Linked DNA regions of Homo sapiens: region 1 is linked to region 2. Evidence: chromatin loops called from intact Hi-C (ENCODE). Cell type or tissue: PC-9. All regions are shown on one strand. Each heading gives the region's core, and the rest is flanking DNA. Links, peaks and the distances in the headings are about the cores only. Region 1 has its middle 65 kb from the start of TSC22D2. Region 2 holds the start of LOC107986142 (a long non-coding RNA gene).

The links. Hi-C counts contacts between places; a loop is a spot of excess contacts. Peaks named below come from ENCODE experiments on the same cell type or tissue, not always from the same donor. Only the 100,000 strongest peaks of a DNase experiment are listed, where the experiment ranks them.
Region 1: it touches region 2 in a loop (8-fold over the local background); 2 of 110 quality-filtered maps call a loop at or near these places.

The regions. Positions count from the first base shown.
Region 1 is chr3:150,468,818-150,477,641 of GRCh38, forward strand. No RefSeq gene overlaps it. Among named protein-coding and RNA genes, the nearest start is that of TSC22D2, 65 kb to the left of the region's middle. RefSeq lists an enhancer at 411-911. In PC-9, for the core only: no CTCF peak of the experiment used is centred there; DNase peaks (open chromatin) are centred at 974, 1,484, 1,754 and 3,824; H3K4me3 peaks cover 1,325 bases; H3K27ac peaks cover 4,046 bases.
Region 2 is chr3:150,341,230-150,350,053 of GRCh38, forward strand. It overlaps LOC107986141 (a long non-coding RNA gene), which reads left to right. Exons shown (of 3, transcript XR_001740958.1): 2 at 6,149-7,190. It overlaps LOC107986142 (a long non-coding RNA gene), which reads right to left and starts at 2,441. Exons shown (of 3, transcript XR_001740959.3): 1 at 1,809-2,441; 2 at 1-1,726. In PC-9, for the core only: no CTCF peak of the experiment used is centred there; DNase peaks (open chromatin) are centred at 4,072, 5,982 and 7,422; H3K4me3 peaks cover 1,591 bases; H3K27ac peaks cover 6,245 bases.

The sequences.
Region 1 (8,824 bases), core at 341-8,340, 130 kb after region 2:
ATTTTTCTGGGTTTACTTTCTGCCACACAGAGACTAGACATACTATCCTTACAATCTGACCATGAACCAGGAAGTTTACTAAGAAAGGCTGCATGGGGTAGGTAACATTTAGCACATGCAACAATACTTTTTATTTTATTTTATTTGAGATGGAGTTTTGCTCTTGTCGCCCAGGCTAGAGTGCAATGGCGCGATCTCCGCTCACAGCAACCTCCACCTCCCGGGTTCAAGCCATTCTCCTGTCTCAGCCTCCCTGGTAGCTGGGATTACAGGCATGCGCCACCATGCCAGGCTAATTTTTTGTATTTTTGTAGAGACAGAGTTTCACCATGTTGGTCAGGCTGGTCTCAAACTCCTAACCTCAGGTGATCCACCCACCTTGGCCTCCCAAAGTGCTAGGATTACCGGCGTGAGCCACCGCGCCCGGCCAACATGCAACAATACTTCTAAGCAAGGCGATACAGATCAGCAACTCTGGTGCCGATGTGTTCTATTTCCTTTGGTATCTGTGTCTTGATTCTTCACGCAGACCAATTTTGTTATCATCTTAATGGTCTTTCCCATAAGGAACCCACTAAGAGGTTTCAGTGTTGGGACATTAGCTTAAGAACCTAGGTAGTCAGCACGAGAACCTAGGTCTGTGGGACTCTCCTATTAATGACTCCTCTTACCTACCATTCTCCAGCCAGCGTTGTCTCCTGTTCTTCTCACCTCCCCCTATTCCATCCTGCCCCGAGTAGTCTATTCGTGCTAAAGCATTCACTGAGAAAAACTGTAAAGGGAGAGTCCCTTCTCAGAAACACCAGCTTCTTTTAAAATGGAACTTTTGAAGACCTCCCTGTTCTGTTCTCTGGAGAGAGTGAACAAGTAGAGACTTGGCAATAGCTGTGGAAACACCGCCAGCCTCTTGCTTCCAGCAACCTTGAGTTCCAAACCTGTGAGTCTTAGTTTTATATTCACTGACTTCAGCTTCCTGAACCCATCCCAGTTCAGCATTAGGTAATGGCTGTGATGACAGCTGACTCATCTGGTAATGCAGCTTTCCTGGAGGCTTCCTCTGCTCAGATAATCACACTCTGGGAGGGAAAAAAGGTTACAACAATCTTCTACCCCAGGATACTCAAGAATGTCATCCCCCAGAAGGGAGTTCTACGAGGAGGAGGAGAATGTCAGCCCCAGGAGGGGAGGTCCAGCGGGAGGAGGAGAAGAGGCTCTGGGCCCTACATAGGGGGTTTAAAGTGAAGAGCCTAGGAAACTTGGGGTGAGAAGGTGCCAGTACTTAGAGACAGAAACTGAGTGGTATAAAATGGAATGAGAATCCCCTCATTGCCCTTTGACAGCTGAGAAACTTCAAACTGGGCCCCGTTTGAGGGTAAGTTCTGCGAGAGTAGAGACTTCTACTTATTTATTCACAATTGTATTCCTGGTAACTAGTACGGTGATGTATTGCTTGACAGAAATACATTCTGAGAAATGTGTCGTTAGGATTTTGTCATTGTGCAAACATTATAGAGTGTACTTATACAAACCTGGATGATCTAGCCTACTACACACCTGGGTTATATTGTATAGCTATTGCTGCTAGGCTATAAAACTACAGCATGTCACTGTACTGATACTATACTGTGACACATGGTAAGTATTTGTGTACCTAAACATAGAAAAGGTACAGTAAGGATACAGTATAAAAGATTTAAAATGGTACACCTGTATAGGGCACTTACCATGAATGGAGCTTGCAGGACTGGAATTTGTTCTGGGTGAGTCAGTGAGTGAGTGGTGAGTGAATACGAAGGCCTGGGGGCATTACTGTGCACTACTGTGGACATTATAAACACTGTACACTTAGGCTACACTAAATTTATTTTTAAAACATTTTCCTTTAATAATAAATCAACCTTAACTTATTGTAATTTTTTTTTTTGAGACAGAGTCTTGCTCTGTCTCCCAGGCTGGAGTGCAGTGGCATGATCTCAGCTCACTGCAATCTCTTCCTCCCAGGTTCACGACATTCTCCTGCCTCAGCCTCCCGAGTAGCTGGGACTACAGGCAGCCACCACCACACCCGGCTAATTTTTTTTTGTATTTTTAGTAGAGACGGGGTCTCACCGTGTTAGCCAAGATGTTCTCGATCTCCTGACCTCGTGATCCACCCTCCTCAGCCTCCCAAAGTGCTGGGATTACAGGCGTGAGCCACTGTGCCCGGCCTTTTTTTTTTTTTTTTTTTTTGAGACAGGGTCTTGCTCTGTCACTCAGCCTGGAGCATAGTGGTATGATCATGGCTCACTGCAGCCTTCACTTCTTGGATTCAAGCAGTCTCTCACCTCAGCCTCCCGAGTAGCTGGGACTTACAGGCACATGCCACTGTGCCTGGCTAATTTTTTATAGAGATGGGAGTTTCCCTTTGTTATCCAGGCTGGTCTCGAACTCCTGGCCTCAAGAGATTCTCCCTTAGGCCTCCCAAAGTGCTGGAAATACAGGTGTGAGCCACCATGCCCAGCCACTGTAACTTTTTAGTTTTATAAACTTGAAATTTTTTTAACTTTTTTACTCCTTTGTAATAACACTTAGCTTAAAAGGCAAACACATTCTATAAGTGTACAAAAATACTTCCTTTATATTATTATATAAGCTTTTTTCTATTTTAAAATTTTTTAACTTTTTAAACTTTTTTGTTGAAAATTAAGACACAAACCCACATATTAGCCTAGGCCTACACAGGATCAGGATCATCAACATCACTGCCCTCTACCTCCACATCTTGTCCCACTGGAAGAGGTCTTTAGGGGCAATTACATGCATGGAGCAGTCATCTCCTATGAGAACAATGCCTTCTTCTGAAATACCTCCTAAAGGGCCTGCCTGAAGCTGTCTTACAGCTACCTTTTTTTTTTTTTTTTTTAATAAGTAGGACTGCACTCTAAAAGATAAAAAGTAGAGTATGGTAAATATATAAACCAGTAACATGGTTATTATCATTATGAAGTATTATGTGCTATACATAATTGTATGTGCTAGACTTTTATACGACTGGCAGCACAGTAGGTTTGTTTACATCGGGCATCACCACGAACATGTGAGTAAAGCGTTGCCCTGTGACTTTACTGATGGCGGCCCACAGTTGACCTAAATGTTGTTATGCAGCACATGATTGTACTGTTATTAAATGAATGAATGAGGGTTCACACCTATCTTACATATTCTTTATTCTTGAGCTTTCTGATCTCTAAATGTAGCCTGAGATAGCCAAATCATAGCCTTGTTGTAAGGATCAAACAATATAAAATATGTAAATCACGTAACTTGGATCTGGCCCACAGCAAGCATACAGTAAATGCTGCTCTTGTTTTCTTTCTCACCCCTTTCTAGGCATCTGGTTGAAGCAATGCTCTTTCTCCTCACTGCTTTTTGACCAAAAGCTTGGGAAAAAGACTAGGCAATCTTTAGGCCCAGGAAATAGCACCTGTGATAAATCCAAGGTCACCTAGATAGGTTTAATCACCTTCTCCAAATAATAACACTACCAAGTTTTACAGCACTCCTGACAAAAATCTATTTTTCCTCCTTTTCTTTCCCTTTAAGACAGGGTCTCACTCTGTCGCCCAGGCTGGAGTATAGTGGCACGATCACAGCTCACTGCAGCCTCAACCTCCTGGGCTCAGGTGTATTTTTCCTCCTTTATCTCTTTAGAACCTCACAACTACCCTAGTAAGCCTTGGGAAAGCAAGTATTTGGCTCATTTGACAGATAAGGAAACAGGTTCAGAGAATCCAGAGAGCTTGTGACCTGCCCAAGATCTCAGATCAGATTAGTGGTAGAACTAGATTCCAGCCCATGGGTGGCCATAGCCCACATTTTTCTCCCCATTGTGCTTAAATAGGTTAGAGGTCACAGGAAGAAAGAACCCCTTTTCTGGAAAAAATTATGTTGAAACTGTACCCAATTTATTCCTATTCATTGATTCATCTACTTGATTTCATTAGGCAGCTCTGTGATTCAAGAGATGGCCATTTGGGATGGGCAAAAGAGAACAATATATGACAATATACACTCCTTGGAATGAAGAAAGGTAAGTCTCCATCCACAAAATACCAAACAGACTTCAATCAGAACACTCTCAGTTCAAGAGGATTGGTGCTGATTGTTTATTTGTTAGAAATGTATATTTTCTGGCTGGGCCCAGTGGCTCACGCCAGTAATCTCAGCATGTTGGGAGGCTGAGGTGGGCAGATCACTTGAGGTCAGGAGTTTGAGACCAGCCTGGCCAACATAGTGAAAACCCATCTCTACTAAAAATACAAAAATTAGCTGGGCCTAGTGGTGCACACCTGTAATCCCAGCTACTCGGGAGGCTGAGGCAGGAGAATCGCTTGAACCCGGGAGGCGGAGTTTGCAGTGAGCTGAGATGGCACCACTGCACTCCCACCTGGATGACAGAGTGAGACTCCATCTCAAAAAAAAAAAAAAAAAAAAAATGAAAGGTGTATTTTCTTAATAAGTAGCACATGCTCACATACACACCATGGAATACTATGCAGCCATGAAAAAGGATGAGTTCATGTCCTTTGTAGGGACGTGGATGAAGCTGGAAACCATCATTCTGAGCAAACTATCGCAAGGACAGAAAACCAAACACCACATGTTCTCACTCATAGGTGGGAATTGAACAATGAGAACACTTGGACACAGGGGAACATCACACACTGGGGCCTGTCGTGGGGTCGGGGGAGGGAGGAGAGATGGCATTAGGAGATATACCTAATGTAAATGACGAGTTAACGGGTGCAGCACACCAGCATGGCACATGTATACATATGTAACAAACCTGCATGTTGTGCACATCTACCCTAGAACTTAAAGTATAATTTAAAAAAACTTCAAAAAAAAAATAAGTAGCACATGCTCATTGAAATATTTCAATAAAGAAGTTAATTTTCAAAAAAAACAAGGCAAAATCTCCCCTCTCTATTCATCTGCAATCCCACTCTGCAGAGTAAAACTGCTAAGTTTTCTCTGCACATAATTGAGATACACACATTTTGTGTTTTCATTTACCATAAATGAGATTATACTAAACATATTTTTCTTCAACTTGCTTTCTACAAATCTACAGTAATCACAAACATCTTTTCATGACAGAACATAGAGATTGTCTTTATTCTTTTAAATAGCTGCATAGTGTTGTATAATAAGTCATATCACGACAGTCCCCTACTCATGGATGTTTAGATGGCACTCAGTTTTTTTCTGTAATCAAAATTGTTTCTCTATACATCTTTGTCTAGTTACATGAGAATTTCTTTAGAATAAGAGTGGCCAACATTTCTTGAGCCCTTTACCTTCACATCATGTGAATAAGACAAATCGCTGAGCCATGGGTAGGGCATTTCACTGTAGACAAGCAGAGACGTGAGGCTCACAAAGGGTAAAGCTAGGATTTTTTGATATGTAATCAGAGTAGAAACTCAGTTCCCTAGCTCCAAAACCCAGATTCCTTTTAGCCTCCAAATACATGTATTTTTTTTTCTTTTTCTTTTTTTTTTTTTTTTTTTTTTTTTTGAGACAGGGTCTCACTCTTATTACACAGGCTGGAGTACAGTGGCAGGATCTCAGCTCACTGCAACCTCTGCCTCCCAAGCTCAAGCGATCCTCCCACCTCAGCTTCCCAAGTAGCTGGGATTACAGGTTCATGCCACCACACCTGGCTGATTTTTGTATTTTTTGTAAAGACAGGGTTTTGCCATGTTGCCCACACTGGTCTTGAACTCCTGAGCTCAAGCAGTCTGCCCACCTCTATTTCCTGAAGTGCTAGGATTACGGGCATGAGCCACTGCACCAGTCTAGCCTCCAAATATATTGATATTCTGATAAGATGCCACAGGGCTATATATCTTTTATTTGAACCCCTTGCGTCGCTCTGTTCCACTTAGCTAAAAAACTACCTATCCCCAGGGGGAAAAGCTGAGTGAGTGAAAAAGCAAAAAATGGTTAAGCTGCAGTACTCCAAGGAGACTAATCAAAGCATGTAAATATTATTTAAAATATCCTTTTAGGCTGAGTGCGGTGGCTCACACCTGTAATCCCAGCACTTTGGGAGGCCGAGGTGGGCGGATCACCTGAGGTCAAGAGTTTGAGACTAGCCTGGCCAACATGGTGAAACCTCGTCTCTACTAAAAATACAAAAATTAGCTGCGTGTGGTGGCGGACACCTGTAATCCCAGCTATTTGGGAGGCAGGAGAATTGCTTGAACCTGGGAGGCAGAGGTTGCAGTGAGCCAAGATTGCACCACTGCACTCCAGCCTGGACGACAGAGCGAGACTCATCTCAAAAAATAAATAAATCAAATAAGATATCCTTTTAATATATTTTAATCAGCTTTATTGAGGTATAATTTATTCACTAAAATGCACATTTTAAATAAAGCTTGCTGAGTTTTGAAAAAGTATACAGCCATGTAACCACAATCACAGCCAAGATGAATGTCTTTGTATATCCTATACACAATCTTTCATCAGATATAAGTACTGCAGATATCTTCCCCCAGTCTGTGACTTGCCTTTTCATTTTGAGCAGAAAGTTTTCATGTGACAAAATCCAATTTATCAAAGTTTTCTTTTATGGTTCACATTGAGTCTAAGAAGAAATCTTTGCCTACCCCAACATCATGAAGATTTTCTCCTATGTTCTCATCTAGAAATTTTATATATTTACTTTTTACATGTAAGTCTCTTATCCCTCTTGAGTTAATTTTTGTATATAGTATGAAACAACGGTATGAATTTACCTTTTGCTATGGATATCCAATTGATCCAGAATTATTTGTTGAAAAGATTATCCTTTCTCTATTGAACGATGTTGGTACCTTTGTCAAAAATTGACTATAAATGTAAAACCTTCAAATGTAAATATAAACTCTATTTCTGTCGATTCTATTCTGTTAAGCTATATGCCTATCTTTATGCCAATACAACAGTGTCTTGATTTCTGTAGCTATATAGCAAGTTTTGAAATCAGATGGTATAAATCCTCAAATTTATTCTTTTTTTTCAAAATTGTTTTGGCTATTGTAACTACAGTTGATAGAATTGACCAATGAAGCTGCAGCAGGCAGAATTCTAAAATGCCCTGGGACTGTAAATATGATGGGTTTTACTCTTATGATTAGCTTATGTTATATGAAACAGTTGACTTAAAGAAAGGGAGATTAGCCACATGAACCTTTTAAAAGCAGAAAGATTTTTGGTTGATGGAAAAAGAGAAAGCTAGAAATCTGAAGCACTAGAAATATTTAATGAGCTATTGTGGCTTGAAGATGGAGCAGGCCACATGACAAGGAATGCAGGCAGCCTCTAAGAGCTAAAAGCAGCCCCTGAGGGACTACCAGCAAGAAAATGGGGATCTCACTCCTACAAGGTCAAGGAAATGAATTATGCCAACAACCTAAGTGAGCTTGGAAGTGATTCTTCTCCAGAGCCTCCAGATGAGAACTCAGTCTGACAGACATCTTGATTTCTAGTCTCACCATGTCAGACTTCTGGAATACAAAACTGAGGGCTAATAAAAGGGTGTTATTTTCAGCCTCTACATTTACAGCAATTTGTTATACAGCAATAGGAAATGAATACAGAGCTGTCTGGACCCAAGCTTTTCTTTATGGGAAGCATTTTATCTATTAAATGAATTTCTGTACTTGTTATAGGTAGATTCAGATTTTCTAATTATTCTTAGTTCAGTTTTGGTAATTTGTATCTTTCTAAGAATCTTTGCATTTAAGTTTTCCAATTTGTTAATGTAAATTTGTTCATAGCAGTCCTGTGAACTCTTTAATTTCCATAGGACTGGTAGTGATGAACCGTTTCATTTCTGATTTTGAAAATATTCTATTTCTCTCTTCCTTCTTGGTTAGTCTAGCTCAAGATTTCTCAATTTTGTTGACTTTTTTCCAAGAACATGATTTTTATTGGTTTTTATTTTCTCAAGTTCATTGATTTCTACTTTTTATTATTTCTTTCCTTTTGCTTGTTTTGAGTTTATTTTACTCCTTTTTCTAGATTCTTGAGGTGGAAGCTTAGATTAAGATTTTTCTCTTTTTTTAATGTGTTTAATGTTATAAATTTCCCTCCCTGCACTAACTGCATGCCACAAATTTTGATTTTGTGTGTGTTTTTGTTTTAACTCAACTCAAAATATTTTCTAATTTCCCTCATGATTTCTTTTTTGACTATGGGTTATTTAAAAGCATGTTATTTAATTTCCAAATATCTGGAGATTTCCAAATTTCCTTCTGTTGCTCATTTCTAATTTAATCCTGTTGTGGTCAGAGAACATACTTTGTATGATTTCAATTCTGTTAAATGTGGGCCTTGTATCATGGCCTAGCATCCAGTCTATTCTGGAGAATGTTCCATGTACACTAAAAAGAATGTGTATTCTGCTGTTATTAGGTGTGGTGTTCTAAAAATGTCAGTTGTATCAGGTTGGTTGATAGTCTTCTATATCGTTACTAATTTTCTATCAAATGGGGTATTGAAGTCTCTTTGAATAGTGTTTTTCTTTTTAATTCTATCAACTTTTGCTTTATGTATTTAGGGGCTCTGTTGTTAGGAACATATACATTTATAATTGTTACATATTCATTATAAAGCATCCATCTGTCTCTAGTAATATGTCTTGTCTTAAAGTCTATTAATATAGCCACTCCAACTCTCCTATGGTACTGTTTTTATGGCATTTTTCCCCATCCTTTTACTTTCAACCTATTTTTATCTTTAAATCTAATGTGTCTATTGTAGGTAGCATATAGTTAGATCTTGCTTTTATTAG
Region 2 (8,824 bases), core at 281-8,280:
GCAAAAAGTATCTGTAGAGTCAATAAGCGGGGTTCTGCGAGCACAAGGAGGAGCGCCACTTGAGAACCTATGGATTCTGATGAAGCAAACCTGGGAATCACATAAAACCATTTAGAACACATTGAGCTCATTAGAAATCCTCTCATTCTGTAACCCTCATGGCTCTGAAATTTCCTCTGACTTAACAAATAAGGCTAGCAAATAATAAATTATGTTCACAGTACAAAGCAATTGAAAAAGCTGTTAATATATATATATAAATACCACAGATATATATTTATATTAAAAATATATTATGTATATATTTGCAATTCAGAGACAAAGAGGTATATCCAGGTTTTTAAGTCCTGGAACTTACACAATTTTTCAGGCTCTGTTAAAAAAAAAAAATCATAACAATAAAATGCTCTCACATGACCACTCAGCACCACCCTGCATAAAGGAAAGTATATGTGTGTTGGGTTCGGGGATGGGGCAGAGTGGAAAGATGTAGCAGTCTTAACCAATTGTGATTCAAGTTTTTTATTTTTGCAAATTTTGCAAAAACGTATAACCATCTGAACATTTTGTAGAACCCCTCTCAGGGCCTTGGAGAGGGTCCTGATGCCTACACTTTGCCAGCATTGCAGCCCTCTATGAAGAGCAGAGAATAAGGGAGTGTTGATTCCCATAAGAAATTTGTGGATATAAATATAAGTTAGTGGGGGACAGGGGTTGGCCCTTCACACAGATGTTAGTACTGAAAATAAAAAGAATATGCACAGAGGGAACTGCCTGTTGATGTAAATCATCTTCCATGTGTCTGGCACCCCGGGCACTGGTCACTCCCTGCCAGGGCCTGGCTCCAAACACATGACACCCTCATGAGCCATCTGCACGCTAAGGACATAGTTGCATCTGATTTCTCTGAGAACCTGTCACTCGGAGCAGGGAGCTGAATGACAAGGATGAGCAAAGCACATTATTGGGCTCTGCCTTTAAAGGAAGTGGATTTGACTTGGTGAAAATATGGTTATACAGCATATGATCACAAGTACTTTTTTAAACACCCTGAAAGAAAATATAGAGAAGTACACTCAAATGTGCTAACTATAGATGTTAGAACTATGGGTGTTAGAACTATGGGTAATCTTTTTTAACGTTCCCCTCACATTTTCTTTAATAAGCATATATTGTCTTTAAAATTGAAAATAAATTTCAAAAAATGTTTAGAAAAAAATGCATTAACTTTGTATATATGGATATACACAGGTATATGTATTAATTAATGCAAGCAATGTGCAGGAATCTGGAGAGATTTAAAACTTCCCATGGCTTCCAGTAAGAATATTTCACATGGCAGCTATTACCAGTGTGGTATGAGAATCAGAGAATCAATTAATCTCACTTTTGAAAGGGTCTTTGTATTAGTTATCTGTTACTCCATCACAAATTACCCCAAAACCTTGGCGGCTTAAAACAATAAACATTTATTATTTCACACAGTTTCTGTAGGTTAGGAACCTCCGAGTGACTTAGCTGAGTGTCTCAGGCTCAGGGTCTCTGATGGGGTTGCAGTCAAGCTCTGAGCAGGGGCTGCAGTCATCTGAAGGTTTATCCAGGGCTGGAGCACCTACTTCCAAGATGGTCATTCATATGGCTATTGGCAGAAGTCCTCAATGCCTTGCCACATGGGCCTCTCCATGGGGCTGCCTGACTGTCCTCACAACACAGCATCTGGCTTCCCCTGGATGGAATGATGTATGTATGAGAAAGAGAGAGAGAGGAGCCACAAGGTCTTTTGTGATCTAGCCTAGGAAAAGTCATACCATCATTTCTGCCGTATTCACAGACCAATCCTGATGCAGTGTGGGAGGGGACTACACATATCCAAGGCAGGGATCGTTAGAGGCCCTTAAACACCATCATGTCCAATCCCCATGGGATCCTTGAGAAACTAAAATTTTTCCATAAAACAAGAAATATTGAGATTGTTAGTCACAGTCATTTAAATCTATTAAGGAAATAGGTATTTGAATCCTATTTTATATTCTGACTCAGCAGAAATGGCTCTTCTGAAAATAATGTATTAGAGGTTATGAGTGTAATGTGACTTTAAAATGTTAATTGGTTTTCACTTCTTGGAAAGTTACAAAATTTTATTTCCTTCCTTTTAGAGAGGTTTAGATAGGCAAAACAGATTTTTTTTTAAACAAGCCTTTGTACTTTGGTGGTATGGCTGCCAGGCAAAAACAAGTAAACAAACGAAAACCTTTTAGTGGTTGTTTTCAGCCTAGCTAGATGTCTAATTGATTTAAAAACAATAATAATCTATCTCCCCCAATAGGTCAAATGTCTTTCTAATACAATCCATGGATTTCAACACATGGAAAAGGAGGCTTGTGAAATCAATATAGAAACTATATTGTTAAAAAACAACAATTAGTCTGGGCACAGTGGCTCATGCCTGTAATCCCAGCACTTCAGCAGGCCGAGGTGGGAGGATTGCTTGAGCTGAGGAGTTCAAGACCAACCAGGGCAACATAGTGCGACCTTGTCTCTACCAAAACAACAACAACAAAATCAGAATGAAAACTCTGTCTGACTTGGGGGATTTTCTTTTTTAATAAATGAGTTTATTTGGTTAAAAAAAAGCATTTCAAATAACATCTTATGTATTTAATGAATTGCCTTTACTAAAAAGAGTAAAATTATATGAAATTTGAAATGTCTTTAAATTAGAGACATAAGATTATAGAAATACAGGGCAATGCATCTTCCAGGCTGCTCCTCTTAATAAGAATAGGAAGAGGAAATTTGTCAGTGTTTGAAATTACCTCCAGACTCTTTAAGCAATGAATTCTCCTGTATTCATCTTTGAATCCCAAATGCCAGCAGAGTGCCAGGCACAGAGAGGTCATGAAATATTTGCTGAATGAATGAAGAAGGGAAAAGCACTAGATTGTTTTGGAGAAATGATACCACTACAAAGCCCGTTCTCACCCTAATTTCCATTCCTCCCTTCACCCCCTGTGTTCCCAACATCCCCTGACTTCAAAGAGAGTCCCCAGGAAGAGAGCTGGCCTTGGCATCGGTAAATCACCAGTTGCCCTAAGGGCTCATGACTTGTCATCCCAGCAAGTCCAATTAATTCCCTGTTCAAACTGACATTTTAAATTCCGGTCCATAATACAAAAGAAAAATGAATCTGCCCAACTTCTTGTTTGGGCATCTATTATATTTTCAACGCCATCCCATAAATTCTATGCATTCACTCCCTCCCCCAGTGCAAGAATTAAACACGGATCTGCAGCCGGATGGATTCTATCTCCTGTCTTTTATCCAGCTGGAAAGCTACTTACTAGTTCTTTATCGTCTTTTGGTAACAGATATTCTCCCAGGAATCTCCACTCTCGCTGTTAAACTTCCCAGCAAGTTCAAAGGGGCTCTCATCTCTCCAAGATCTGCTAGTTAACTTACTGCTGCTACATGGCATTGCCTTTGATAATTTAGCCCCTCCCAGAGGCTGATTTTTCTCCATCTCAGGATAAAATAAGGTGTGTTTTTTGTTGTTGTTGTTTTTGTTTTTGTTTTTTTTTGTTGTTGTTTTTTGAGACAGAGTTTCGCTCTTGTTGCCCAGGCTGGAGTACAATGGCGCAGTCTCGGCTGACTGCAACCTCCAACTCCCGGGTCCAAGCGATTCTCCTGTCTCAGCCTCCCGAGTAGCTGGGATTACAGATATGCGCCACCATGCCCGGCTAATTTTGTATTTTTAGTAGAGACGGGGTTTCACCATGGTGGTCAGGCTGGTCTCGAACTCCTGACCTCGGGTGATCCGCCCGCCTCGGTCTCCTAAAGTGTTGGGATTACAGGCGTGAGCCACCGCACTTGGCCTAAAATAAGGTTTTATCAAGCCGTCAAAGCCCTGGACTTTGGCACTGTTTTCAAAGGGTGTTAAAACATTCCCAAAGGATGAACCCTCTTGAACTAAGGAATCACTGAGGGGAAAGGAATGCAAGCAGGTCTGACAGGATCTGCAGCTTTCCCCTGATTTATTGCACCTTGCTTTAGAGGAACTAAATGCTCATTCTGATGAGTTTAGTGAATATGAGACACTCTCTGTGGATCCAGGATTTCACCATATGCTATTGGGTCATATGTCTCAAAACTCAGGTGTGCTCATCGTTGAACTAATAACCTCAGTTATTCATTTGGTTTCAAAATGCTTATCCTGGCACGTACAGTACTGTTTTCTTTTAGGGCTGAGATTTTATCTAACACAATTACAGTTTCTGATAAGCTATTCTGTGTTTAAAGCACATATTTTTAAAAAATCAGAGGTCTGCATCTCCAAGCACAGGGCAGTCCAGGATAAATCAGACCCACTAAAAATATAAGGACTATAGCTGATCTTTGTATTATTGTTGTTAGAAAGGTAATTATTCCAAATTGCAGAAAGAATGAAAATAGAAAAAAGAAAAATATGACAAGTAATTCTAGGCTATTCTTTTGATGTGTTTCCTTTTAGTCTTTTTAAAAAAAGATAAAATTTTGAATTTTTTTTTTCATTTAACTTATCACAGATATTTTGCCTTTATTTTGCCAGTCTGCTTCATGACTATGGCTTTTAGAGATCGCTTTTCAAAAGGACATGTTTTAGTGAACGCTATCAAGCTGGAAATTTTAAAAAGCAAGAAATCCAGATCATCACACATTTTTTCATTATTTTTTAGTCATCAAATTATTTTTCATGTGTATTTCAGAGGATTGCTCTTCCAAGAAATACTCTGTAATACACTGTATGCATTTGAGAGAAAACTCTGAACTTGTTTTTAAAGTTTGTATATTCAACCAGGTATCAATGACACTTTTTCATCTTTTTTTTTTTAATTACTAAAGAATCCAGTCACATCAAGCATCATGAGCTTCCAGAATCCTGAGTTCTATAGGAAACCAATTAGTTTGAACATCTTCCCCAAGGTATAAAAGTATTTCGCCAATCCCAATACAGGGTGAGAAGAGTTTATGAGAATTGAATGAAACAATGCAGATAGTCTCTCACCAACATCCCCCATAGCCTCACAATTCAAATGCAGCATTCCACTTGCTCGGCTTTAAAATTTAATAAAGAAAAGTAAAGCGATGGGTTGGAAGATTTTGGAAATTGAGCAAAGATGAAAGAGGCAGTATTGTACATTTGCGTTTCTTTTATATTTGATGTCCTTCCATGTTAGGGAGAAAAAGAAAATATGCAAGAGTACGAAGGACAATGTTTTTAATAAAACCTTGGCTGCTTTTCTGTAAGAATCGATGCAAGTAATTTTATCTCTTTAGGGGTGGTTTTCAAAGCAAGGGGAAGAAACAAATTGACAGGATCTCATAAGGTACTTGGGAAATGCACTCTTTTTGTGCTTTATTTAACTTAGCTAGGGAAAAAAACTACGTGAAAAGGCAAGATTTCACTCAGATCTAGTTCTGCTTCATATGACTTAGAAAGGAAAAAAAGGAAGAAAGGAAGAAAAAATCCCTCTCAAACCTTATGCCCTATATCATAGTGTTGTACAGATGACTTTTAAAAGGATAATAACATATTTCAGTATTTTTTAAACTGAAATTTGACTAACTGTACAAATTTGGGTTGTGGGTTCTTTAACGAAGGAAGATAATTATATTTATATTTTTCTGACATGATATAAAAACTTAAGTCAGCATAGAGCCCCTGCTGTCAAGCTAGGCTGCCATTTGAGCTCCTAAGGAAGAAAATCCTTGGGAAAGATTGTATTTTATAGTCCTGCCCTCAGCAATTCAGCTGTGCTTCATTCCAAGACACATTTTTGCCTTATGTGCCATAATAAAAGCAAACCTTCTTGCCCCTTAGAGGGGCACATTTAGAAGATCAAGAGGAGAATGTACTTGGGCCACAGTCTCTCCTAGGACGGCTGCAAGGCAAGCTGTAATAGAAACCAAAACAGGGCACATCTAACCGGTTCTGGGTTTTCTCCTGAAGGCAGGATGTAGACCAGGTTTTTTGCAAGGGTCACTGAAGTTTGCAAAACTTTTTCTGCTCCTGGCTGATTGAGCGAGCCAGAGCCAGCTCATAGCTTGGATTGGAAATCATGTGAAACTCATTTATGCCATTTTGTATTTTCTCTCTTTAACTCCCTATCAGACATTGAGCCGAGTTTGCATCCGAGTCTGGAGTTGGTTTACAAGCATACTGGAAATAAAACTCAATTGGGAGTGAGAATCCAGGTGAACCGAAGTAAACGTGAACTCTTTGTGAACCAAATACTACTGTACGCCTCTTCAAAGCCTACAGGCGCCTGAAAATCTCCCATAAATCCAAGCTGCATTGAAAGGATTTGCTCCAAGCCTTCTACCAGTAGCTTGCATCCACATGCATCAGATTCAGCTGTCTCCTAAATCTGCAAAGTGTTATCTGCCTCACCGTGCACAAACTACTGTCCCAAACTGTATTCAATCCAGATGGGAGGTTTTATCACTTCCTGACTTCCCTTCCATTGTAAGGATGAATATTTTGAAACCAGGCAACTAGGAAAACCATACCCCACTAAATGGGAGCATATACTATTTAGGGAAAACTTTCTAATTGTCCCCCAGAAAATGAAGAAATTATGCTCTTCTTGTACCCTGATTGTACAAAATGTTCAGCTCCCTGGGATATGCACCAGATCACATTCACAAGAGAACCTACCATGGGTGTGTCCAGCGTCACGCACAATTCTCAGTGAAACAGCTTAATCTCCACACTTTTCTGTCTCACAAGCAAATTAGGATGCAAGTGAGGTTGAAATTATCACAGGAATACATGTTATCCTATTTTAAAAAATAATTTTCAAATGCTGGCACTTCACTATTAATAACAACAATTTACTTGTGACAGCTGATAAGACACATTGATATTTCAATCCTGATTCACTCAGACCACCACCACTCCTATAAGTACCTCCAATCAGGGAACTTGTCAATCATAAAGTGGAAGTTGGTTTATGTTCTATTTCCTCCTCAGGGACAGGGCCCAAGTCTTGATCATCACTTTACATAAATCAGTGCCCAGGCTATTGCAGGGGTGCAATAACACTTATGTAAACCAAGGGAAAGGCACATAATATGCCTAGAATATCTCTAGAAGGATCCTCCAAGAAACTGCTAGCAGTGATTGTCCCTCAACAGAGAAACTAGGGGTTGAGGTGAGACACTTGATTTCACTGTTTTTTTTTGTTTGTTTGTTTGTTTGTTTACTAATTAAACTTTTTACCCAGTATTTTGTATTTTATTGGGTACATTAGAATATTTATTGAATGAATCAACACACAGATGAACGAACAAGCTATATCCAGGAACACAAGAGTTGACGCCCAAATATTTTTGTCTGTACCAACTTAACAGCAGTGGCTTTTTCCAACCCGAAGTTTCAAATCCTTCTGGTGACTCATGTCAAGTTGCGTGCGCCAAGTTAAGAGAGTGCTGACACTCTGACTCAGTGTGTACAGAAATTCTTGGCCAAGGAGGAGACAAAGAACTGTCACAAAGGCTAGACTTTATTGGTTCAGTTTTGATTCATTAATCAGAAGTGGAAATGCTCACAGTTTTTCTCCATATTAGATGTTGCTGTATCTTGTCTGTGAAGAGCAAGCGTGGTTACTTCTCAAGATAAAGCTCTATCCAAGATCCAGAAAAATGGCAATTCTTTAGAGAAAAAAAATCCATTTATCTCATGTCCCTAGTTTCATGTCTCCTTTCAGCTCCAGAGAGGTGGCTTACTGCAGTGAATTGAAGAGCACTGGCTTTGGGATCAGGCAGAACTGTCTAACTATCCTTTGTCTCAGAATTTGCAGTTGTATATAAACTGGGGACAAAGGTACCTACCTGACAAGGCTGCCATTAGGCTTAAATTAGCTAATATATTTAAAATCCCTGTAACATAGTGCTTAAAAAGTGGTAGCTATTATTCCTACCGTAAAATAGTTTTACAGCCCTTTTCATCCTTTAAATTGACTGAGAATCAACACCAGTCGTTGCTTTAAAACAAAGCTTTGAGGCTTTAAGTCTTACCTATAAGGTGCCACTACATTATAAGCTTAAGAACGTTTTGCCTCCTCCCATAATAAAAATATTCTGTGGTGTTTTTGACATGTTACTTCTTTTGCCTACAGTGTAAAGATTAGGAATAAGCTTGCTATTAATACTTCCAATATTCACTGTGTCATCTGTCTGACTGTCATAATCCTCAATCAATCACCTTTGTGCTAGCATCACTTTTTATCCAACCAGGTCAAGATCATGTAATTTGACGGCTGCTTAGGAATTTGTCAGCACTGTTATTTGAAGGGTGTTAGAAAGACACTGGCACTACAATCAGACTCTGTAGCAATATGCCATGCCAAAGGAATTTTTAATGAGGTGGATTTTTTTTTTTGAGTTGGGGGATCCCTTGTCCCCAACTCAAATTCATGCTTCAGTCTGGTTCCAAAAGAAACCAGACTTTTTGGAACCACAATCCCCAGATTCCTCAATGTTTGGCAAGTTTGCCAAGAGGTTCAAGCTGCCCTCTAGCTCATCTGGCTGCTGCTCTTGCCCAGGCTGTCTGATGACTTGCTGGGCCACCAGGGGCCCTGCCTTTCCCAGCATGGAAGTATGTGACTCTCCCCACACTCCCTGCGCCAACAATGCCAAGAATCAGAAACAAGGGCCGGGAGTGTTAGCAGGCCCCGCATGAGTGGCAGCTTAGAGGGCTTGCATTGTGCTTGGTGCACCAAGAGCAGATTGTTATTCTGCAGGCATGAATTAGAGCCTGGGCAGAAAGCACCATGGTCTTGCCCGG